Linked DNA regions of Homo sapiens: region 2 is linked to region 1. A link is an interaction called in ENCODE POLR2A ChIA-PET data of the cell type or tissue named here. Cell type or tissue: PC-9. All regions are shown on one strand. Links, peaks and the distances in the headings refer to the core of each region. The heading gives the core; the rest is flanking DNA.

The links. Peaks named below come from ENCODE experiments on the same cell type or tissue, not always from the same donor. Only the 100,000 strongest peaks of a DNase experiment are listed, where the experiment ranks them.
Region 2: POLR2A ChIA-PET joins it to region 1 with 22 read pairs; 3 of 35 experiments call an interaction of 5 or more read pairs at or near these places.

What each region holds. Positions count from the first base shown.
Region 1 is chr4:169,064,067-169,076,194 of GRCh38, reverse strand. LOC105377527 (a long non-coding RNA gene) reads left to right here and starts at 1,922. Exons shown (of 5, transcript XR_939429.3): 1 at 1,922-2,042; 2 at 3,995-4,167; 3 at 5,446-5,550. RefSeq lists enhancers at 1,662-2,161, 5,391-6,345. In PC-9, for the core only: no CTCF peak of the experiment used is centred there; DNase peaks (open chromatin) are centred at 5,214 and 5,924; H3K4me3 peaks cover 1,497 bases; H3K27ac peaks cover 3,296 bases.
Region 2 is chr4:169,356,741-169,368,868 of GRCh38, reverse strand. No RefSeq gene overlaps it. Among named protein-coding and RNA genes, the nearest start is that of SH3RF1, 92 kb to the right of the region's middle. In PC-9, for the core only: no CTCF peak of the experiment used is centred there; a DNase peak (open chromatin) is centred at 5,408; H3K27ac peaks cover 1,164 bases.

The DNA of each region.
Region 1 (12,128 bases), core at 1,730-9,729:
GTGGTGGCACACACTTATAGTCCTAGCTACTTGGGAGGCTGAGGCAGGAGGATCACTTGAGCCCTGGAGGTTGAGGCTGCAGTGAACCGTGATCGCAGTACTGTACTCCAGCCTGGGCAACAGAGTGAGACCCCATCTCAAAATATATATGTATATATGGTTTTTTAAACCAGGTTTCTTGAGATCATTTCATTGGGAATTTAGAAGAAAAAGAGGCATTCTGGGCGTGATGTATGGAGAATTCTTCTGGAGCGCTTCATGGAACCCAGCCTCTGAAGCAGAAGAAACAACTGAGTTCCACCAAGGAGCCCTGGTCACTTCACGGTGTCTTAACTTCTCCACATCTTGGAGTCACTTAACACTTCCAGGACACCAAACAGTCTAACAACTTAGTTCTCATGAAAGAATGCTGCTGGGTTGAATTGAAAAGCAGGCAGAGTTAGAGAATGTGCCTTCTACAAAGTAGCCATCTCAGAGAGACTTGTTTGAGTGAATAGAAAAATGAAACCTTTAGTTAAAGCAACTGAGTATTGAACATACGCATGCTTTAGAACTAAAAAATAGGCCGGGCACAGTGGCTCATGCCTATAATTCTAGCACTTTGGGAGGCCAAGGCTGGCAGATCACTTGAGCTCAGGAGTTCGAGACCAGCCTGGCCACATGGTGAGGCCCTGTTTCTACTAAAAGTACAAAAATTAGCTGGGCGTGGTGGTGCATGCCTGTAATCCCAGCTACTCAGGAGGCTGAGGCAGAAGAATCGCTTGAACCCTGGAGCTAGAGGTTGCAGTGAGCTGAGATCGCGCCATTACACTCCAGCCTGTTATCCCAGAACTTTGGGAGTTATCCCAGAACTTTGGGGGACAGAGCAAGATTCCGTTTCAAAAAAAATAATTATGATTTTAAGACTTGTGCTTTTTAAAAAACAATTTGGAATAATATTGCAATGCTTTTTTGTTTGTTTGTTTGTTTGTTTTTGAGATGGAGTTTCGCTCTTGTTGCCCAGGCTGGAGTGCAATGGCGCGATCTTGGCTCACCGCAAACTCCGCCTCCAGGTTCAAGTGATTCTCCTGCTTCAGCCTCCTGAGTAACTGGGATTACAGGCATGTGCCACCATGCCCGTCTAATTTTGTATTTTTAGTAGAGACAGGGTTTCTCCATGTTGGTCAGACTGGTCTCAAACTCCTGACCTCAGGTGATTTGCCCACCTCAGCCTCCCAAAGGGCTGGGATTACAGGCGTGAGCCACTGCGCCCGGCCTGCAATCCTTATTTAATTTTAATTTTTTGTGGAGACAAGGTCTCACTATGTGGCTCAGGCTGGTCTTGAAATCCTGGGGCTCAAGCGATCCGCCTGTTTTGACCTCCCAAAGTTCTAGCATAACATGTGTGAGCCACCACATCTGGCCTGCAATGCTTTTTTTGGCCAATTATAAGTTAGCTATATTAAATGAGACTAACAGTGATGTTTAATGATACTAAATAAGACCTGGATAATATAAACCACCTTTTATGTGATCATTAATATTTTTTATGGTAGGCTGTAAGTGTACAGTGACAGAAATGAGGTTCAAAAGCCAAGCAGGTATGCCTGGGATAAGTTATAGCCTTTTGTTAGCTTTATGCCACTAGCATTCATAAGGCACATACTATATTCAAGGACAGCGCTATGGTGTGAGTGTTTGCATCCCTCCAAAATTCACATGTTGAAATCTTCTTTTTTTTTTCTTTTTCTTTCCTTGTTTTTTTTTTTTTTTTTTGGCAGGTAACCTTCTGAGCTAGAGTAGGCTCAGAGACTCCCTCATCTGTTGAAATCGAATCTCCAATGTTTTGCCTTTAAGAGGTGGGGCTGTTGGGTCATGAGGGCAGAACCCTCGTGAATGGGAATAATCCCGCCATAAAAGAGGCCTGAGGGAGTTTGCTTGCCCCTTTCCTCCTTCCACCATGTGAGAATGCAGCAAGAAGGTGCCCTGTATGAAGCAGAGGGCCCTCACCAGGCACCGAATCCGGTGGCACCTTGATGTTGAACTTCTCGGCCTTCAGAACTGTGAGCAATAAAATTCCGCACTTTTTTTCTTTTTGAGATTGAGTCTCGCTCTGTCATCCAGGCTGGAGTGCAGTGGTGCAGTCTCCGACTCACTGCAACCTCCGCCTCCCAGGTTCAAACTATTCTCCTGCTTCAGCCTCCAGATTAGCTGGGATTGCAAACTCCACCTCCCAGGTTCAAACTATTCTCCAGCTTCAGCCTCCAGAGTAGCTGGGATTACAGGCACCTGCCACCACACCCAGCTAATTTCTGTATTTTTAGTAGAGATGGGGTTTCACCATGTTGGCCAGGCTGATCTTGAACTGCTGACCTCAAGTGATCTGCCCACCTCAGGCTCCCAAAGTGCTGGGATTATAGGGGTGAGCCACCGCGCCCGGCCACATTCTGCTTTTTATAAATTACCCAGTCTAAGGTATTTTGTTACAGCAGCCCAAATGGACTAAGACAGTGTATTTAGACTGGAGGGCATGGGGTTTGGGTTTAGATATTTGAAATTGCAGAGAGATGGGCTATGCCTCGCCTTTGTCTGCAGGTCTAGGACAGGTTCTGAGGAATGTCTGTAGTGTCAACTGGACAATGCAATATTCAAACATAACACAGAAAATGGAATTCCTTAACTCTTGCTCTGCTTCTGTCTTCTCAAAAAAGAACATTTTTCAAATCAAAAAGAACAAATCAAACCTATGAGGAGATGGTATGAGAATATTTTCATAGTAAAGAAAATGGAAAGAATTTGTGGAGGTGATTGGGAAATCTTTTGGATGATCTCTAGGAATTATGAAAAATAACCGAGCCACAGAGATGGGAAATACGTAATTCTAATTTTCAAAAAGAAAAAGAAGGTGGGTTCTATGACCTATAGATCAGTAAGCTTGAGATTGATTCTTGGTGAGAGTGTTGAAGAGAATGCTAGAAGGTGGTTTCTGAGCTCTTAGAAACCAGCAGGCAGTGATTATAGTCAGCCCCATGTCACTAAAAGCAAATTGTGTTAGCCTGATTCCATCTCCTTTTCTGATAGGATTACTCCACTGGCAAACTTAGAGATACAAGATGGATATGGTCCCTCTACACTTCAGAAAGGAAACTGACATAGTTGCTTGGGTGCCCTGGGGATAAGGTACAGAGGCAGAGTATCACTCGCAGCTTTTAGGTCACAAAGAACAGAAACAAATTCTAGTGAGTTTAAACAGAAAAGGGATTTTATTCAAGGATATAGGGAAGTTTACCAGCTGTCCAGAAGGGCCAGACAATCAGGCTCAGATATCCTACATCTGATGTGATTTATGGATTTTTGGATGCAGAGCCGCATCCACAATCACAGCCCTGGTCTTTGGAGGGCATGACAGCTTGTCAACATCGGCATGAACACCAAGGTTTGCCCTGCTGACACGGCTAACACTAACCCTGGTGTCCTGAAAAGGGTATAAAGCTGTCCCCATCCTCTGCCAAAACAGAGTCCTTAAAGTCCCAACGTTTTTGCCTCTCCAGCTCCTGAGTCAAAGTTCAGCCCAATGCCTCTGTTTGGTGGAGCCCAGATCATATGCCCACACCTTAGCTATGGAGGGAGCTGGGAAAGCCAGATGCTGACCTGTTTCACTTCTCATGGGAGGAGGTGGTCTCTGCCTTCTGACAGACTCGCAAAGTAGGGAATTCTCCCACGCAGAAAGTGGGGTCAGATGATGAGCTGCCGTAAAGAATGGCTAATGTTGTCCTCACAGGGGTTGAGGGATAGGGTAATTGTGCTGGTTTTTAACGGGTTGAAGGATCATAGCCAAAGCTTGCTAATTAATTGATTCTTTTTAATCCAGAGGACTGGTTTTATTGGAATACCACAGAACTCTGCATTATCGTGCCACATGAGGGTTTTTTGTTGTTGTTGTGTTTTTTTGTTTTTGTTTTTGTTTTATCAGTGGCTTGGCCAAAGACCAAAAATAAACTTGTTGTATTTGCAGGTGACACAGAGAATGAGTGGAATACTAATACATTGAAGGGCAAAATCAAAACCCCAGAAGATCTCTAAAAGTCTGAATGAATCAGCCCATATTACAAGATAAAGTCCATAATGGTAAACGGAAGGCTCTGGTCTTGGTTTACAAAATCCAACCACTCAAATATGTAGTTGCTGGTAAGAAAAAAAGCCATAATTTCATGTGGTTGCCAAGAAAGCTCATTAAATCCTTGGCTGCATTAATAGATGTATGGTATTTCCAACAAAGCCTTCTGCCTCATTCTGCACTGGAGAGACCACAGCTGAGCCCTGTGCCAAGCTATGTGCACCACAGTTTTCAAAGGGCTCGACGAGTTGGAGGCTGTTCAGAGGGGAGCAGCGGGGTGGTAGACACTCTCAGCCCCTTCGTAGAGGAAGAATGATACCACCGCAGGAGCTCGGCCATGAAGAAGGGCCATGGGGGGAGTGATGACATAGTGGTCACCAATTTTCTACAGAGCTTTCACATGGAAGATGGGTACGATTTATCCCACGGGGTGTCAAGGCATGAAATTAGGTACAATTGATGTAAATTATAGGGAATCTTCAGTCTAAGAAAGGGTTTCCACTGGAGCAACCCAAAAGTGGATGAGTCTATGTTGGGAGGGAGCAAGTTACCTCCCTGTCACTGAAGACGTTCAGATTCGAGACTGGATGGCCAGCATCCAGGGGTGCTGTCAAGGGGCCTCAAGCTATGTTTAGTCTAAACGAACTTTCAGCCTTAAGAGTATATTTTTTTTAATGAAAACATAAGGCATTACAAAGGAGAGATGAGCCAGGTGTGGTGGCATATGCCTATGGTCTCAGCTACTCGGGAGGTGAGGTGGGAGGATCTTTTGAGCCTAGAAGATAGAGGTTGCAGTGAGCCATGATTGCACCACTGCCTGGGTGACAGAGTGAGACCCTGTCTCTAATGTTAAAAGAAAAACCACAGAGACGTTTAACTTAACAGAGTTTAATTGAGCAAAAAATTATTTGTGAATAGGGCAGCCCCTGGACCAGAATGGGTTCAGAGAAGCTCCAGCTTAGGCACATGGTGGAGGAAGATTTACGGACAGAAAAAGGAAAGGGATGTACAGGAAACAGAAGCGAGGCACAGAAAGAGCCAGGCTGGTTACTGCTGGATGATTGCCTTGTTTGTTCATGGTTTGAAGAACTGCCCGCCTTTGGCCGGAACTGGGTGATTGACACAAGAGTAGGCAGCCGTGTGTTTACACACCCTGTCAGGTGACAGTGCACTATGCATGAGCACAGCTTTAGGCAGAATGTAAACTATAAGGAGGCAGCATTGGGCTAAACTTAATTTTACACTAAATAAAGTCTAAAAAATTTAAAAGCATTTTTAAAGGTAATAGAAGTTAGCTGTGATGTGCATGTGAACATTTAAACTACATTTTTCGTTTTTTTTTTAAAAAGGAAGTTTTGTGGCCATGGGGATGCTGACAAAGATTGCTTGGGATGCACACAAGGCAGCGGCGAAGCCTGAGGGGTGCTGCCAGGCCGGGCTCTCCACTGGCCACGGTAAGAATCTTCCTGGGCCTGTTTGTTTTGGCCTCTGTGAGCATGGGCCACAATCACGGGGAAATGAATTGCTAGGAAGTCAATTCCTCTCTGAAGGAAGGACTCCAAAGAGAGCTGAGGCTGCCGTGTTTTCTGGCCGCCCACACAAGCCAACAAGCTATTCCCTGGGGGCAACCACTAATCTCTAACCAGACAACCGGTAATCTCTTATTCATTCTCCGTTGAATTCTTGGGCTACACTCAATTTATAATAGAACTTAAAGAATGTCCTCATTTTATCTAGAGGGTTTGTAATGCCTTTATTTCGATTCCTCATGAATCATTATAGTCATGGATACCTGTGAACCACAGCTTCCTTGTAGAGAGGGGAGAGGGGAATAAGTGAAATTACTCCGGAGAAAACAAACAAGGACGTTTAGCTCCAGGGCATGTGGAGAGCCACAGTCTGAGTCTCTCACTCGCATACCAGGAGATAAATAATTCAGAGGCCTAACAAAGGGAGGCGGAGTAGTCAAACTGGTTGAACACCTGGTCGGCTGCACCCAGCTAAACAGGGCTGGTGTCTGTGAGGGCTTCCTAATCATTGTGGATGACATTTAAAGACAACACTCATAGCAAATATTGCATTAGAATTTTCTGCTTCCAAGATACCAGTCAGAGTAAGGGTGGGAGAGAAATGAGGGAAAGAACAGATACCCTACTACTTATCAGATTGCCTTAGAGTACACATCATGAAAGTAATTATGATTTTCTTTTTGAGATGGAGTCTTGCTCTGTCTCCCAGGCTGGAGTGCAATGGCATGATCTCAGCTCACTGCAACCTCCATCTCCCAGGTTCAAGTGATTCTCCTGCCTCAGCCTCCTGAGTAGCTGGGACTACAGGCACCCGCCACCACGCTTGCCTAATTTTTGTATTTTTAGTAGAGAAGGGGTTTCATCACGTTGGCCAGGCTAGTCTCAAACTCCTGACCTCAGGTGATCCACCCACCTCAGCCTCCCAAAGTGTTGGGATTAAAGGTGTGAGCCACCACACCTGGCCTAATTATGATTTTTAAGATGACAACAGGGCTATCAATGTTCATGTCTTTGTGTCCTCTATAAGAGATCAATGTATCTCTTGCCTGAATACTTCCCCAGATTAGATTTCTGGAAGCTCAAAGTAGTGCTGATTGCTGTCTGGTCCTGGTCTTGCAATCACACCCCACCAAATGTAGGCAAATTGTCAGTGTACAAGGCTGCCTCTGTGGTGGGAACATTTTGGGAACATAAAAGGGAGGCAGGGATTTCTCTTTTTTTTCGAGACAGAGTCTCACTTTGTCACCCAGGCCGGAGTGCAGTGGCATGATCTCAGCTCACTGCAACCTCCACCTCCCGGGTTCGAGTGATTCTCCTGCCTTAGCCTCCTGAGTAGCTGGGACTATAGGCGCCCACCACCACGCCCAGCTAATTTTTGTATTTTTAATAGAGACGGGGGTTTCACCATGTTGGCCAGGATGGTCTTGATCTCTTGACCTCGTGATCTGCCCACTTTGGCCTCCCAAAGTGTTGGGATTACAGGCATGAGCCACCGCACCCGGCCTGAGGGCAGGTATTTCTAATGTGTAGTGGGTTTCAAGTTTACAGTGACATCTCAGAGCTGCAAAAATGAAACATTATTTCTCTATAACTGTACTCAATTTACTTATGAAGTAGTGGAAAACTCTTCATCTTGGCACTTTAGGATAACTGACACCCTTCTGGTTTCAAAGCTTCTTTAGGGTAATTCCTCAGTCAATCCAGGATTTTAATTCCATCAGGGCCACACTCCCTCATCTCCTCCTCTGGATGAGCCCCAGGTCTGTCCCATGCTTCCTGTTCTCCGGCCCCCCTTGGCCTTGGAGACATCTTGTTGCCTTGGTGGTGCGTGTCAGTCTTGGTCACTGTTGCCTTCACCATTGACCCAGTTTGTCAGCTGCTCTTAGGCAACAAAAGGAGAGGTGGCTGTTCCCTGCCGGCCAGGCCCCGTCACTGCAGTGGCAGTGCTGCTCTGGCCAAGGCTTCATTCTCTGCCACCTTCCTCACCCTCACCAGGCGCTACGGGCTCTTCCCCTGATTTCCCCACACAGGAAGGAAGTAGGGGAGACTCAGGTGGGGCGGTTCTTGGAGGCCCATTTTCAGTCCAGGTCTGCCCTGCCTGCCTTTCCGCTCTGCTTCTCTCCCCTCTCATGTTCTTGTGGTGCTGGAAGCAAGGGTTTTAGAGCAAACAAGGGCCACGTCCCTTCTGCCCTTACCCCTGTACTCTCTGTCCCCTGCCAGTGAAATGTCGGCTAAGGAGGCAGAGCCACCGCCCCCTTGGGAACAAGCACACCTCTGTCTGTATCTCTTACAACTCTTCTCTCCTCCCCCATTTCTGCTCCCCAGTTCCCTGGGTGCTGAGTCAGGAAAGCCTTTATTTCCCCCCCCTCCCCCAGTAAGCTTTTGCAGTGCCAGGAAAGCTATTTTTTTAATGCTTATTAAAAAAATTTTTTTTTCGAGACAGAGTCTCATTCTGTCGCACAGGCTGGAGTGCAGTGACGCAATCTCGGCTCACTGCAACCTCCATCTCCCAGGTTCACGCCATTCTCCTGCCTCAGCCTTCTGAGTAGCTGGGACTACAGGCGCCCGCCACCACGCCCGGCTAATTTTTTTTTGTATTTTTAGTAGAGACGGGGTTTTACCATGTTAGCCAGGATGGTTTCGATCTCCTGACCTCATGATCCTCCCACCTCGGCCTCCCAAAGTGCTGGGATTACAGGCGTGAGCCACCGTGCCCGGCCCCGGCTAATTTTTTTGTATTTTTCGTAGAGACGGGGTTTCACTGTGTTAGACAGGATGGTCTCAATCTCCTGACCTCGTGATCCGCCTACCTTGGCCTCCCAAAGTGCTGGGATTACAGGCATGAGCCACTGCGCCCGGCCAAAAAATTTTTTTTGTTTAAGGAATAGGGTCTTGCTATGCTCAGGCTGGCCTCGATCTCCTGGGCTCAAGCAATCCTCCTGCCTCAGCCTCCTAAGTAGCTGGCAATACAGATGTGTGCCACCATGCCTGGGCAGCAATTTGTATTGCTTTCTTTTATGGTGGAGAAATGACCTTGTGCCATGAGCTGCATCCTTTAGAGCAGGGTGTCCAATCTTTTGGCTTTCCTGGGCCACATTGGAAGAAGAATCGTCTTGGGCCACATATAAAATATGCTAACACTAATGATAGCTAATGAGCTAAAAAAAAAAAAAATTCAAAAAGTCTCATAATGTTTTAAGAAAGTTTATGAATTTGTGTTGGGCTGCATTCAAAGCCATCCTGGCCACAGATTGGACAAGTTGCTTTATCGTAACACCTATAAATGCTATGCTCTGTCCCCCAAGCTTTTACTATCATCTTGCTTATTTATGCCTAGTGTTCCATTATTGGAACGGTAAGCATGTGGGAGTTATTTATATCCTACTGCTCAAGGCATTTCCAAGGTCTGATTTTTCAAATTAAAAAAATTGCCACCTCAGCCATAAATGGGTTAAAACTAAGCCATTTTGAAATTCAGAACAAAACTGCCTCTCTCTCACATGACTAGCTCTTTCAAGCGACTGTGGCTTCAGATATTGTGAATTATCCATCCGCTCAGCACCTCCTGGCTGCTTTGTTCTCGCTGTTTTCACTTTCTCCTGAAGTAATGAATGCCATTGAGCCAATGGGGGCAGAGTCAATAACTTTGAAGAAAAAGAACCTCAGTTTAAAATTTCAAAATATTATTTTTAATTTTTGATAACTTATATGCCTTCACTCCAAATAAATGAAGATCAAAATATGTGAATAAAATTCAAGATGACAGGCCGGGTGTGATGGCTCACATCTGTAATCCCAGCACTTTGGGAGGCTGAGGCAGGCAGATCATGAGGTCAGGAGTTCGAGACTAGCCTGGCCAACATAGTAAAACCCCATTTCTACTAAAAATACAAAAATTAGCCAGAGTGATGGCACATGCCTGTAGTCCCAGCTACTCAGGAGGCTGAGGTGGGAGAATCGCTTGAACTCGGGAGGCAGAGGTTGCAGTGAGCCGAGACCATGCCATTGCACTCCAGCCTGGGTGACAAAAAAAAAAAAATCAAGATGACATCACTCTAGTTTGTCCCAATCCTGGTGTAGCTTGAGTAAGGAAAAGCAGATGCCCTCGTTATAGGTCTAAGTCTCGCACCAAGGTTGCTCATGTTTCTGTTTTTAAACCTTCCACAAAGAAAATCACATGTAGGTCACACTGTCCTCACTAATATCTGGTGGAGCCTCATATCATCTGGATTCCTGTTTTCACCTATAAGAACTGATAGTTTTGTTTGTTTGTTTTTGTTTTTGAGACGGGGTCTTGCTCTGTTGCCTAGGCAGGAGAAGTGCAGTGGTGTGATCATAGTTTACTGCAGCCTTGACCTCCTGGGCTCAGGCGAACCTCCCACCTCAGCATCTTGAGTAGCTGGGACTACAGGCATGCGCCATCATGCCCAGCTAATTTTTTGTATTTTCAGTAGAGACAGGGTTTTGCCATGTTGCCCAGCCTGGTCTTGAGCCCCAGGGCTCAAGGGATCCACCCACCTCAGCCTCCTAAAGTGCGGGGATTACAGGCATGAGCCACCTCATCTGGCAGAACTACTTTTTTTTTTTTTTTGAGATGAAGTTTTGCTCTTGTCGCCCAGGCTGGAGTGCGGTGGCACGATCTCAGTTCATTGCAACCTCCGCCTCCCAGGTTCAAGTGATTCTCCTGTCTCAGCCTCTCGAGTAACTAGGATTACAGGTGTGCACCACCACGCGCCTGGCTAATTTTTGTATTTTTAGTAGAGACGGGGTTTTTGCCATTTTGGCCAGGCTGCTCTCAAACTCCTGACCTCAGATGATCTGCAAGCCTCGGCCTCCCAAAGTGCTGGGATTACCGTGAGCCACTGTGCCTGGCCCAGTGGAAATGATTTTTAATGAGGCAGAGGGAGCAGCGTTTGATTCACACACATTTAGTGTATACTGTTTTCAACAGTTTACCACATGCTGCAGGGGGCAGAGGTGGATCCAGGTTTTGGGAGGCCTGAAGCTTACAGAATCTGGGCGCCCTTTTTAAGTAGAAGAATACAAAGTTATGTAGATAAATAGTTATCACATAATGAGCAAAGAATGTACAGCAAATCACATTATCAAAAGCTAACAAATCACACAAAATCATAAAACTCCAAAAAGTACATAATATTTTATTAACCACTTGCTATACTTTTTTTTTTTTTTTTTTTTTTTGAGACAGAGTCTCACTCTGTTGCCCAGGCTGGAGTGCAGTGGCTCGATCTCGGCTCACTGCAACCTCTGCCTCCCAGGTTCAAGAGATACTCCAGCCTCAGCCTCCTGTAGCTGGGATTACAGGCATGAGCCACTGCGCCTGGCCCACTTGCTATACTTCTATCGTACTCCCCTACCCCTTGTATTTTTTGGCTGTGTATTCTTAGGTGACCTTTTGAGAGAAAACAATTTTATAATTTCATTTTCTCTAAAGAGAATAGAATCATTCAGTTTTTCTTCTAGCATGGTGGATTGCAATGTACTTATACATAGTTTGAAAGTTTTGTTTGGTAATGTCATTTAAAACTTTCTTTTTTTTTTCTTTTTTTTTTTGAGACCGAGTCTCACTCTATTGCCCAGGCTGGAGTGCAGTGGTATGATCTCGGCTCACTGCACCCTCCGCCTCCTGGGTTCCAGTGATTCTCCTGCGTTAGCCTCCCAAGTAGCTGGGATAATATATGTGTGCCACAACACCCGGCTACTTTTTGTACTTTTAGTAGAGATAGGCGTTTCACCATGTTGGCCAAGCTGGTCTCGAACTCCTGAGCTCAGGTGATTGCCCACCTCAGCCTCCCAAAGTGCTGGGATTACAGGTGTGAACCACTGCGCCTGGCCTGTCATTTAAAATTCTATCCAAGGTTGTTGTTAAATTTGGTATAACCTCTATCAAGTTCTCTTGATATACATACAAGCTATAAAATTGGAAAGAATATTCCCCCAGACTGGCTTCTGGCTCCAAACTGTGTTTTATGTTCATGAGACACATACTTGTGGTGCCAGAAGCCACAGCACACATTTATATCATGATGCAAATTTTGGCCTGCACCTTCATGTCCTGATGCCCAGTGAGTTGGCACAGGGAGAGGGCGTTTTCCTGGAAGCCATTCCTACATCAGGATGAGTAGCAATAACTTCAACTATGCACAGACACATCTGCAAATCAGATGACTGTGTTTTACCAAGTCCAACTAAATGTACCCCTAACTCAACTTGCCGTTAGCCAATTCCCCAAAATGCTCACAGCCACTTCTAGGACCCCTAACACAAGTGGCGTTGGAGCAGAATGCAAATGATCTTAATCCCCTAAAATTGCAGTTTCTTACTTATAGAAATTTTATATATAAACACACACACACACGGCTAAGGGTCCTTGTAGGGCCTTGGAAGGAGCCCGTGCAAATGAGGGATTCTGAAGCTTCAACCCCATTAGCTTCACTGCACAGCCATAGCTGATGGGGTGGGAGGATGGATGCTGAGCAAAG
Region 2 (12,128 bases), core at 1,990-9,989, 290 kb before region 1:
TTAAGAAATTTTATGGAAAATATTAAAAAGATCTTAAACTGTTAGGAATAAAAAATATAGTATCTGATATGGAAAATATAGTGGATAGAATTAGTAGAAAATCAGCTATTGCAAAAGTTCAGTGAACTTGAGGGCACAGTAGTAAAAATAATCTAAATGAAACACAGAGTTGTTTTTTTTTTCTTTTTCTTTTCTTTTTTTTGGGGAATCAGGGGACAGGGTCTCACTCTGTTACCCAGGCTGGAGTGCAGTGGCACAATCACAGCTCACTGCAGCCTCGACACACTAGACTCAAGCAATCCTCCTGCCTTAGCCTCCCAAGTAGCTGAGACTACAGGTGTGTGCCACCATGCCCAGTTAATTTTTTATTTTCTGTAAAGATAGGGTCTCACTATATTGCCGAAGCTGGTCTTGAACTCCTGGACTCAAGCGATCTTTCTGCTTTGTCCTCCTAAACTGCTGGGATTACAGGCATGAGCCACCACACCCAGCTAAAACACAGAGATTTTTTTAAAATGAGAAAAGAACAGAGCATCAGTGAGCTGTGGGACAGCTTTAGGTGGTCTAATATATGTAAGAATGTAGTTCTCAAAGAATGGGGATAAAGGTAAAGTATGTGATAATAGCTCAATAGCTCATTTCTTTTTAGCACTGAATAATATTCTGTTGTATGAATGTACCATGATTTGTTTATCCATTCACTTGCTGAAAGACCTTCTAGTTTTTTCTAAGTTTAAGCAATTATGAATAAAATTTCTACAAATGTTCATATGTAGGTTTCTGCATGAATAAAATTTCTAATGCTATTTGCTTTTGACATGTCATATGTCTTTTTGTTCCCCTATTTGTCCATTACTTCCTTCTTTTATGTTAAATAGAGATTTTCTGGTTTGTTTTTTTTTTTTTTTTTTGGGACAGTCTTGCTCTATTGCCAGGGTGGAGTGCAGTGGCACAGTCTTTGCTCACTGCAACCTCTGCCTCCCATGTTCAAGTGATTCTCCTGCCTCAACCTCCCCAGTAGCTGGGACTACAGGTGCTCACCACCACGCTCAGCTAATTTTGGTATTTTTAGAAGAGATGGGATTTCACCATGTTGGCCAGGGTGGTTTCAATCTCTTGACCTCGTGATCCACCCACCTCCCAAAGTGCTGGCATTACAGGTGTGAGCCACTGTGCCTGGCCTAAAGAGAGATTTTCTAATACACTGCTTTAATTCCCTTGTCATTTCTTTTTATTATATATTTTTGACTTATATTCCTAGTTGTAGTCCTAGGGATTGCAATTAACATTTTAATTTATAAAAATCTAGTTTGGATGAGTAGCAACATAATTGCAAAAGTATACAAAGACTGTTCCAAAATAGCTTTATTTCTCCCCCCTTCCTTTGTGTGTTATTATCATACAATTACGTATTTATATGTGGTATGCCCATCAACACATATTTAGAATTGTTATTTTATACAGTTATCATTTTAGTAAGGTAGTTATATAAAAGTTACAACCAACAAATACATTTATACTGTCTTTTATATTTACCTATGTAATTTCCTCTGGAGTGATTCTCATGCCTCAGCCACCTGAGAAGTGGGGATTACAGGCATACACCACCAAGCCTGGCTAAATTTTGTATTTTTAGTAAAGATGTGGTTTCACCATGTTGGCCAGGCTGGTCTCGAACTCCTGGTCTCAAGTCATCTGCCCACCTCGGCCTCTCAAAGTGCTGAAATTACAGGCGCGAGCCACTGCACCTGGCCTGAAGGATGGTTTTGCCAGATACAGAATTCTTGGTTAGCAGTATTTTTCTTTCAGTATTTTAATGTCATACCACTGCATTCTGGCCTCCATAATTTCTTTTGTAAGAATCAACTGTTAATCTTATTGAGATTATTTATATGTGATGAATCACTTCTCCCCTGCTGCTTTAAAGATTATTTCTTTGTCTTTAGTTCTCAAAAATTTACTTACGATGTGTGTCAGTGTGGACTGACTTGATTTTATCCTACTTGGAGTTCATTAGGATTCTTGGATGGATAGATTAATAATTTTCATCAAATGAGAAGTTTTTGGCCATTATGTTTTTAAAACTCTTTTGCCTCCTTTTCTTTCTCTTTTCCTTCTGAGACTCTTGTTATGTGTATGTTGTCCCATGGGTCTCTGAGGCTCTGTTCACTTTTTCCTTCATTTTTTTTTCAGTTAAAAATACTGAATAAACAATTTACCAATTTCCAAATGTTCTATTTCTTTATTCTTCCTGCTCAAATCTGGTGAGACTCTCTAGTGAGTTTATCATTTTAGTTATTTTACTTTTCAATGGAAGAGTTTCTATTTAGTTCTTTTTAAAATAATTTCTATCAGTTTATTTACAGTCTCTATTTAAATAACCAGAATTTTCCTATTTTCCTTTAGCTTTTTACACATGGCTGCCTTCAGTTCACTGATATAAAGTCTTTGTCTAGTAAGTCCAATGTCTTGGCTTCCTTGGGTTTTCATTGGTTGATTTCTTTTTTCCCATCATAGGGACCATACTTTCTTTTTTTGTTGTCTCATAATTTTTTGTCAAAAACAGGACATTTAAAATAATATAATGTGGTATCTCTGGAACTCAGATTCTTCTCTCTCCCCGTGGTTTGGTGTTGTTGCTGTTTGTTCAGTGACTTTTCTGAACTAACTCTGTAAAGGGTATATTCATTTTCATGTATGGCCACTGGTTTTTTTGCATGGTTAGCCTAGTGGTCAGCTAATAACGAACAGATTTTCTTAAACACCTAGAGCTAATCAGTCTCCCAGTCTTTGCCTAGGGCTCTAGATGCATATTGGGGTATGACTTCACCACTCAGCCAGGCAGTGGACAACCCTGCCGTCACCTTTATTTCCTACTTGACAGACCCTCAAGGTCACTGAAAGATAAGAGGTTAGGATCTTCTTTAATCTCTGCAGAACATGTTAAAGAAGAGGACACACTTACCAACTACTTTTATGAGAACAGTAGTACCCTGATACCAAAAAAAAAAGAAAAAAAAATTAAAAAGAAAGAAAACTGGCCAGGCACAGTGGCTCACGCCTGTAATCCCAGCACTTTGGGAGGTCGAGGCAGATGGATCACAAGGTCAGGAGTTCAAGACCAGCCTGGCCAATATGGTGAAACCCCACCTCTGCTAAAAATACAAAAATTAGCTTAGTGTGGTGGCACACGCCTGTAGTCTTAGCTACTTGGAAGACTGAGGCAGGAGAGTCACTTGAACCCGTGAGGCAGAGATTGCAGTGAGCCAAGATTATACCACTGCACTCCAGCCTGGGAGACAGAGCAAGACTCCGTCTAAAAAAAAGAACAAGAGAAAACTACAGACATCATTGCAATAATTTTTAACCATATTTTAGCAAATCAAATCCAGCCATATATAAAAAGAATAATAAACCATCTTGGTAGAAAACAACAAGAAAGTCATATTATATTTTAATAGATTCAGGGCCAAGAGCTAATAAATACCGGCAGCCTCTGGAAGCTGGAAAAGGAAACAAATGGCCTCTAGAGCCTCCAGAAGAAACACAGACCTATTGGTGATTTTGGACTTTTGACCTACATAACTGTGAAATGATAAATGAGTGTTGTTTTAAGCCACTAATTTTCTGGTTATTTTGTTACATAGCAGTTAAAAAGATGAGTATAGATTTTGGTACCTGGAATTACGTGCTGACACAACAAATGTCTAAAAATGTGGAATTGGTTTTGAAATCAGACAGTGGGTGGAGGCTGTAAAAATTCTGAGGAGCATGGTAGTAAAAGCCTAGACTGCCTTGAATAGAAGAAGACTGTTAATAGAAATATTCATGTTAAAAATATTGCTGTTGGGAACTCAGAACAATATGAGGAAGATTATAGAGAAATCCTAAACTGCCTTAGAGAAAGCCTCCATCATCATGAGCAAACTATTAATAGAAATCTGGACATTAAGAATGCTTCTGGTGAGGATTTAGAAAAAAAGTGAGGAGCATATTATTGAAACAGGAGGAAGGAAGATTCTTGTTATATGTTAGCAGAATTTTTAGCAAAATTATGTCCTACAGTGATGTTGGAGTACAGAACTCATAAGTAATAAATTTAAATATTTACCTGAGGTAATTTCCAAGCCAAGCAGTGAAGGTGTTTTCTGATTTCTTCTTGCTGCTTATAGTAAAATGTGAGAGAAAAAAAACAGGATTGGAGAAGAACTTTTTTTTTTTTTTTTTTTTGTGACAGAGTCTTGCTCTGTCACCCAGGCTGGAGTGCAGTGGTGTGATCTCAGCTCACTGCAACCTCCACCTACAGGATTCAAGCAGTTCTCCTGCCTTAGCCTCCCAAAGTCGCTGGGACTACAGGCATGTGCTACGATGCCCAGCTAATTTTTTTAAAACATATTTTTAGTAGAAACAGGATGTTGCCATGGTGGCCAAGCTGGTCTCGCACTCCTGGCACCAGGTGATCCACCCATCTCAGTGGATCAAAGTGCTGGGATTACAGGCATGAGCCACTGCACCTGGCTAGGGAAGAATTGTTACATAAAAAGAAAATAGGACTAGATTTAGAAAATTCTGGGGCCTATCCAGATTGCAAAAGACACTAAAATTTAGAAATGTCTCTTGAAAGCATGGCATAGAAAAATAAATGCCAAAAATGTGACTTTACAACTCTTTGCTGGAACCTTGGACTGATCAAAATGGCAAAGTATTTATTCACAAGAGATTAACAGTGTGCCTCATAGTTCTCAATCAAACTGGAAGTCTTCTAGAAAGCCTAAGAGCATTGTCCCTCAGCCGTCATAGTAGAAACAAAATATAGAAAAAGGATTAGCTGGGCGCAGTGGCTCAAGCCTGTAATCCCACCAATTTGGGATGCCCAGATGGAAGGATCACTTGAGCCCAGTAGTTCAAGACCAGTCTGGCCAATATAGGGAGACTTCATTTCTACAAAAAAAAATAAAAAATAAAAATCAAAATAAAATAAAAAGCTGGGCATGGTGGTACATGTCTGTGGTCTCAGCTGCCTGGGAAACTGAGGCAGGAGGCTTGCTTGAGCCTGCAGATCAAGGTTGCAGTGAGCTATGGCCATACCACTGCACACTAGCCTTGGTGACACAGCGAGACACTGTCTCAAAAAAAAAAAAGATTATATCCAAAAGATCTGTGGGTTTAGTTCTTTGAATGGAATAAATCAACTCAAGACCCATATGGTTCTTGAGAATTTCATACCAGCAGAAACACTTACAGCTTGGACCAAAGGGGACAGAGTGTGTACAAAATGAAAGAAGAATATCAGATATCACAAATTCTACAGACAGAAAGCAGTCTGATAAAACTGCTCAGCTGTAAAATAATGACTCATAGGGTGAAACCCAGAGTGCGTCAGCAGGAGCTGAGAGCCTGTATGGCAGGGATGTGGATGATTATTCCCAGTCCATGAAGCCCAATCAAGGAACTTCAGCTAAAATTTGCTCAGCTAGATTTCAAAATTACATTGCTATAGTTTGGATATTTGACACCTCTGAATCTGATGTTGAAATTTTTTTTTTTTTTTTTTTGAGACGGAGTCTTGCTCTGTCACCAGGCTGGAGTGCAGTGGCGTAATCTTGGCTCACTGCAAAGTCCACCTCCTGGGTTCAAGCGATTGTCCCACCTCAGCCTCCCAAGTAGCTAGGACTACAGGCACACGCCACCACACCCAGCTAATTTTTGTATTTTTAGTAGAGATGGGGTTTCACCATGTTGGCCAGGGTGGTTTCAATCTCTTGACCTCATGATCCGCCTGCCTCAGCCTCCCAAAGTGCTGGGATTACAGGTGTGAGCCACTGCACCCGGCCCTGATGTTGAAATTTTATCCCTAATGCTGGAGGTGGGATTTGGTGGGAAGTGTTGGGGTCGTGGGGGCAGGTCCCTCACGAATGACTTGGTGCCACTCTTGTGGTAGTGAGTGAGTTAGTTCCCATGAGAGCTGGTTGTTTAAAAGAGACTGCATCTCCCTTCCCGGCTTGCTTCCTCTCTGGCCATGTGATTTCTGCACATGCAGCTTCCCCCTTTGCCTTTCGCCATAAGTGGGAGCTTCCTGAAGCCCTCATCAGATACGGATGCTGGTGCCATGATTCTTGTACCACCTGCGACACTATGAGCCAAACAAACCTGTTTTCTTTATTAATTTCCCAACCTCAGGTATCCCTTTACAGTAATACAAACAGACTGATATACATTTAACTAGTGACTTAACTGGCATATCTTTAACTTTTTATCCTTCCATTTTTTCCTTTTGATTTTTTAAATTTTTAACTTTTGCGGGTACATAGTATGTGCATATTTTTACAGGGTCCAAGAGATATTTTGATACAAGCAGGCAGTGTGTAATAATCACATCAGAATAAATAGGTATCCATCACCTCAAGCATTCATTCTTTCTTTGTGTTATAAAGAATCACTGTAGTCACCCTGCTGTGCTATCAAATGCTACATTTTATTCACTCTAACTATATTTTTCTACCTGTTAACCATCCACGTTTCCCCCTCAACCACCCCCACCCCCACTCCCCTTCCCAGCCTCTGTTAGCCACCCTTCTACTCTCTATCTCCATGAATTCAGTTGTTTTAGTTAAAATAACTAATTAATTGAAATTGTTTAATTTTAGCTCCCACAAATAAGTGAGAACATACGAAGTTTGTCTGTCTGTGCCTGGCTTATGATGATCCCCAGTTTTATCCATGTTGTTGCAACTGACAGGATCTCGTTCTTTTTTATGTTGGAATAGTACTCCATCGTGTCTATGTGCCACATTTTCTTGATTCATTCATCTGTTGATGGACACTAGATTGCTGACAAATCTTGGCTCTTCTGAACAGTGTTCCAACAAACATGGGCATGCAGATATCCTTTTGACAGACTGATTTCCTTTCCTTTGGGTATATGCCAAGCAGAGAGATTGCTGGATCATATGGTAGCTCTATTTTTAGTTTTCTGAGGAAACTCCAAACTGTTTTCCATAGTGATTGTATTAATTTACTTTCCCACCAACAGCGTATAAGGGTTCCCTTTTTTCCATATCCTTGCCAGCATTTGGTATTGCCTGTCTATTGGATAAAAACCATTTTAACTGGGGTAAAATGATATCTCATTATAATTTTGATTTTTGTTTTTCTGGTAATCAATGATGTTGAGCACCTTTTCATATACCTGTTTGCCATTCGTATGTCTTCTTTTCAGAAATGTCTATTTAGAGCTTGTGCCCATTTTAATTGGATTATTTTCCTATAGAGTTGTTTGTCTTCCTTATATATTCTGGTTATTAATCACTTGTTAGATGGAAAGTTTGCAGATGTTTTCTCCCATTCTGTGGGTTTTCTCTTCACTTTGTTAATTGTTTCCTTTGCTGTGCAGAAGCTTTTTAACTTGCTGTGATTCCATTTGTCCATTCTTTATTTGGTTACCTGTGCATATGGGGTATTACTCAAGACACTCCATTTGTTTGGAAGAAAGTAAGGGAAGAGAACATTAAGGAATCCAGAGAGTTCTTCTGGATCTTATTCAAGACCACCAAGCGGTACCACTATGAATCTGCAAGAACCACAGCATTATTGGGCTTGGAGCCCAAGTCCTTTGGAATATATGGAAAGCCTTCCTAAGAAGAACGGGCACAAACAAGCCCAGATTGTGAAAACTACAATAAATACCTAACTCTTCAATGCCCAGACACCAACAAACATCCGCAAGCATCAAGACCGTCCAGGAAAACATGATCTCACCAAATAAACTAAACAAAGCACCAGGGGCCAATCCTGGAGAGACAGAGATATGTGATCTTTCAAACAGAGAATTGAAAATAGCTGTGTTGAGAAAACTCAAAAAAAATTCAAGATAACACAGAGAAGATATTCAGAATTCTATCAAAGAAATTTAACAAAGAGATTGATATAATTAAAAAGAATCAAGCAGAAATTCTGGAGTTGAGAAATGCAATTGACATACTGAAGAATGCACCAGTCTCTCAAAAGCAGAATTGATCAAGCAGAAGAAACAAGCAGTGAGCTTGAAGACAGGCTGTTTAAAAATACAACCAGAAGAGACAAAAGAAATAAGAATGAAAAAGAATGAAGCATGCCTACAAGATCTAGACAATAGCCGCAAAAGGGCAAATCTAAGAGTTATTGGCCTTAAAGAAGAGGTAGAAAAAAAGATAAGGGTAGAAAGTTTATTCAAAAAGATAACACCAGAGTACTTCCCAAACCTAGACAAAGTATCAATATTCAAGTACAAGAAGGTTATAGAACACAAGCAGGTTTAACCCAAAGAGGACTACCTCAAGGCATGTAATTATCAAACTCCCAAAGATCAAGTATAAAGAAAAGATCCTAAAAGCAGCAAGAGAAAAGAAACAAATAACATACAATGGGGCTTCAATACATCTGGCAGCAGACTCTTCAGTGGAAACCTTACAGGCCAGGAGAGAGTGGCATCATATATTTAAAGTACTGAAGGGAAAAGACTTTTACCCTGGAAGAGTATGTCTGGCAAAAACATCCTTCAAGTATGAAGGAGAAATAAGCATTTTCCCAGACAAACAAAAGCTGCGAGATTTCATCAACACCAGACCTGTCCTACAAGAAATACTAATTGGCATTCTTCAACCTGAAAGAAAAGGACATTAATGAGCAATAAGAAATCATCGGAAGATACAAAACTCACTAGGAATAGTAAGTACACAGAAAAGCACAGAATGTCATAACCCTGTAATTGTGGTGTGTAAACTACTCAAGTAGAAAGACTAAACAATGAGCAAATCAAAAATAATAACTACAACAACCTTTCAAGACATGGACAGTCAATGATACATACAGAGAAATGACAAAAAGTTAAAAATCAGGGGAACAAAGTTAAAGTGTAGCGTTTTGATTGGTTTTCTTTTTGCTTTCAGCCTCAAGAGAGCCTAGGTCGAGAACCCAGTCATGCAATGCCAGACTTCTAACCTACAGAACTATGAGATAATAAATGGATTTTGTTTTACAGTGTTAAATTTGTAGTAATTTGTTATGCAGCAAAAGAGAACTAAGACACTGTAATCGTGTATTAATCTACTTCTCCTTGCAGTCATATCTGGTTATGTTTCATATATTTTGAAATTTTATCATTAGATACAAAAACATTTAAGGATTGTCATGTCTTCTTGATAAATTGGCCCCTTTTTCATTACAAAATGACCCTCTTTATCCTAATATTGTTTGCTCTGATATCTACCTTGTCTAATATTAGTATAGCCACTCCAGCTTTCATTTGGCAAATGTTAGCTGGTATTAATTTTTAATCCTTTTACTTTAGTCTATTTATATATTAATATGTAAAATGGGTTTCTTTTGGGAAGGTCTTCTAGTGATGAATTCTTATGGCTTTCGTATGTCTAAAATATGTTTATTTTGCCTTTTTTTTTTTAAAGATGTTTGTTATGTTTATAGAATTCTTGTTACTAGAGGTTTTTTCTAGGCCTTAAAAAATGTTACTTAGCTGTCTTCTTGTTGCCATTGTTTCAGACAAGAAGTTTGCCATCAGACTGCCTATAAATTGGGCATCTTTTTTCTCTGGCTGCCTTTAAGAATTTGTCTTTATCAGTGATTTTTATTATTTGTCTTAGTGTCATTTTATGCATGTTTCTCGTACTTGGTGTTTGGATCTGTGGGCTCATAGTTTTCATCATATTTGGAAACTTTGTGGCCATTATTTGTTTATTGTGACAAAAAATACTAACATAAAATTTACCATCTTCATCATTTTTAAGTGTTCAGTTCAGTGGCATTAGGTGTGCTCATATTATTGTGTACCATCACCGCCATCCATCTCCAGAACTTTTTTCATCTTCTCAACTGAAACTCCAAATCCCTTAAACAACTTCCCACCCACTCCCAACCCCTAGCAGGAACCATTCTACTTTCTGTTTCTATTAATTGGCTATTATTTCTTTTTTATTTTTATTCCTATGTTTCGAGACAGAGTCTCACTCTGTCACCCAGGCTGGAGTGCAGTGGTGTGATGCTGGCTCACTGCAGCCTCCGCCTCCCTGGTTCAAGAGATTCTCCTGCCTCAGCCTCCCAAGTAGCTGGGATTACAGACGTGCCACCACACCTGGCTAGTTTTTGTATTTTCAGTAGAGAGGGGGTTTCACCACGTTGCCAGGATGGTTTCGATCTCTTGACCTCGTGATCCACCCGCCTCGGCCTCCCAAAGTGCTGGGATTACAGGCGTGAGCCACGGCTCCCAGCCATGAAGTGGCTATTATTTCTTAAAATATTTTTCTTTTCCAATCCCTCTCCCCTCTTTCTGGGACTTCGATTATACATGCATTAGTCCAGTTGAAGCTGGAGCTGTCTGTCTGTGAGGCTCTTTCCTCTCGGATACTTCGTCCTGTGAGATCCGGCCTCTTTGGTCTCTTTAGACTCTCAGATTCATTTCAAGTCAACAAGGCTGCGGGGCCCCACCAGGTTTGCCTTTGTCTGTGATTCAGCATGAAACATTTCTCTGGCCATTAAGCTGAGGCAAATTGTAGGTCTCACTTTGTTCCTATCTTTTGGTGATCATCATCCTCTATTACCTCATGTCCAGTGTCTGAAAATCATTGTTTCATATGTTTTATCCAATTATTAGTTGTTTTATGCAAGAGGGTATATCCAATCCCTGTTACCACTGCTTGGTTAAACCTGTAGTTTCCTGACTTTTGAATTTGGATGCTTAGTTCATTAATCTTAAGTCTCCCTGTTTTCTATTAAATCCTACAAGGATATGCATTTCCAAGTACTCCTGTAGTTGCTTTCTTCAAGTTTTGTATTATTTTTGTTATTGTTCAACTTTTATTGTTTTCCAACTTCCCTTTTGATTTCTTCTTTGACCTATGTATTATATACAATTGTGTTTTTAAGTTTCCAAACTTTTTTTGGACTATTTTATTTTGTTATGCTATGGTCAAATAATACAGTCTATATCGAGGGGTTGGCAAAATTTTTCAATAAAGATCCCAATAGCATATAATTTTCTCTGTTGCTGTTATTTAGCTCTGCCACTGCAGTGCAAAACCAGTCACAGATAATGCATAAACACACGGGCATGACTTGTTCCAATAAAACTTTATCTATAAAAACAGATGGCAAGCTGGGTTTGGCCTACACAGCATAGTTTGCTGATTTTTTTTTTATATGATACCAGTTAGTTAAAATTTGTTGAGATATACTTTTTCCTAAAAGAATGTGCATTCTGAAGAAGTGGAATCAATGTTCTACATACTCATTAATAATTCTTTTTTTTTGAGACAGGATTTTACTCTGTCACACAGGCTGGAGTCCAGTGGCAAAATCATGACTCACTGCAGTCTCAAACTCCTAGACTCAAGCAGTCCTCCCACCTCAGCCTCTCAGGTAGCTGGGTCTACAGGTGTACATGACCATGTTCAGCTAACTTTTAAATTTTTGTAGAGACAGAGTCTTGCTTTGCTTCCCAGCCTAGTCTCGAACTCCAGACCTCAAGCAATCCTCCCACCTCAGCCTCACAAAGTGCTGGGATTACAGGCGTGAGCCACTGTGCCTGGCCTCTGTTGGTAAACTTTCAATTTAGTATTATTCAACTGTTATTTATAGAATTTTATTGACTTTCCATCAATTGCAGAGAAATATATGTCCAAATAGCCCATTATGATAATAAACTTATGCATTTTTCCTTGTAGCTTTGTCCATTATTGCTTTATATATTTTGAAGCAATCTTTCTTTCTTTCTTTTTTTTTTTTTTTTTTTGAGATGGAGTCTCGCTCTTGTTGTCCAGGCTGGAGTGCAATGGTGCAATTTCGGCTCACTGCAACCCCCGCCTCCTGGGTTCAAGTGATTCTCCTACCTCAGGCTCCTGAGTGGTTGGGATTACAGGCATCCCCCACCATGCCCAGCTAATTTTTGTATTTTTAGTAGAGATGGGGTTTCACCATGTTGGCCAGGCTGGTCTTGAACTCCTGACCTCAGGTGATCCACCCACCTCGGCCTCCCAAAGTGCTGGGATTACAGGAGTGAGCCACCGTGCCTTCTTATTAGGCTATATATCATTTTTATAAATTGAAACTTTTATAATATAGTAATTTTATTTTTATAA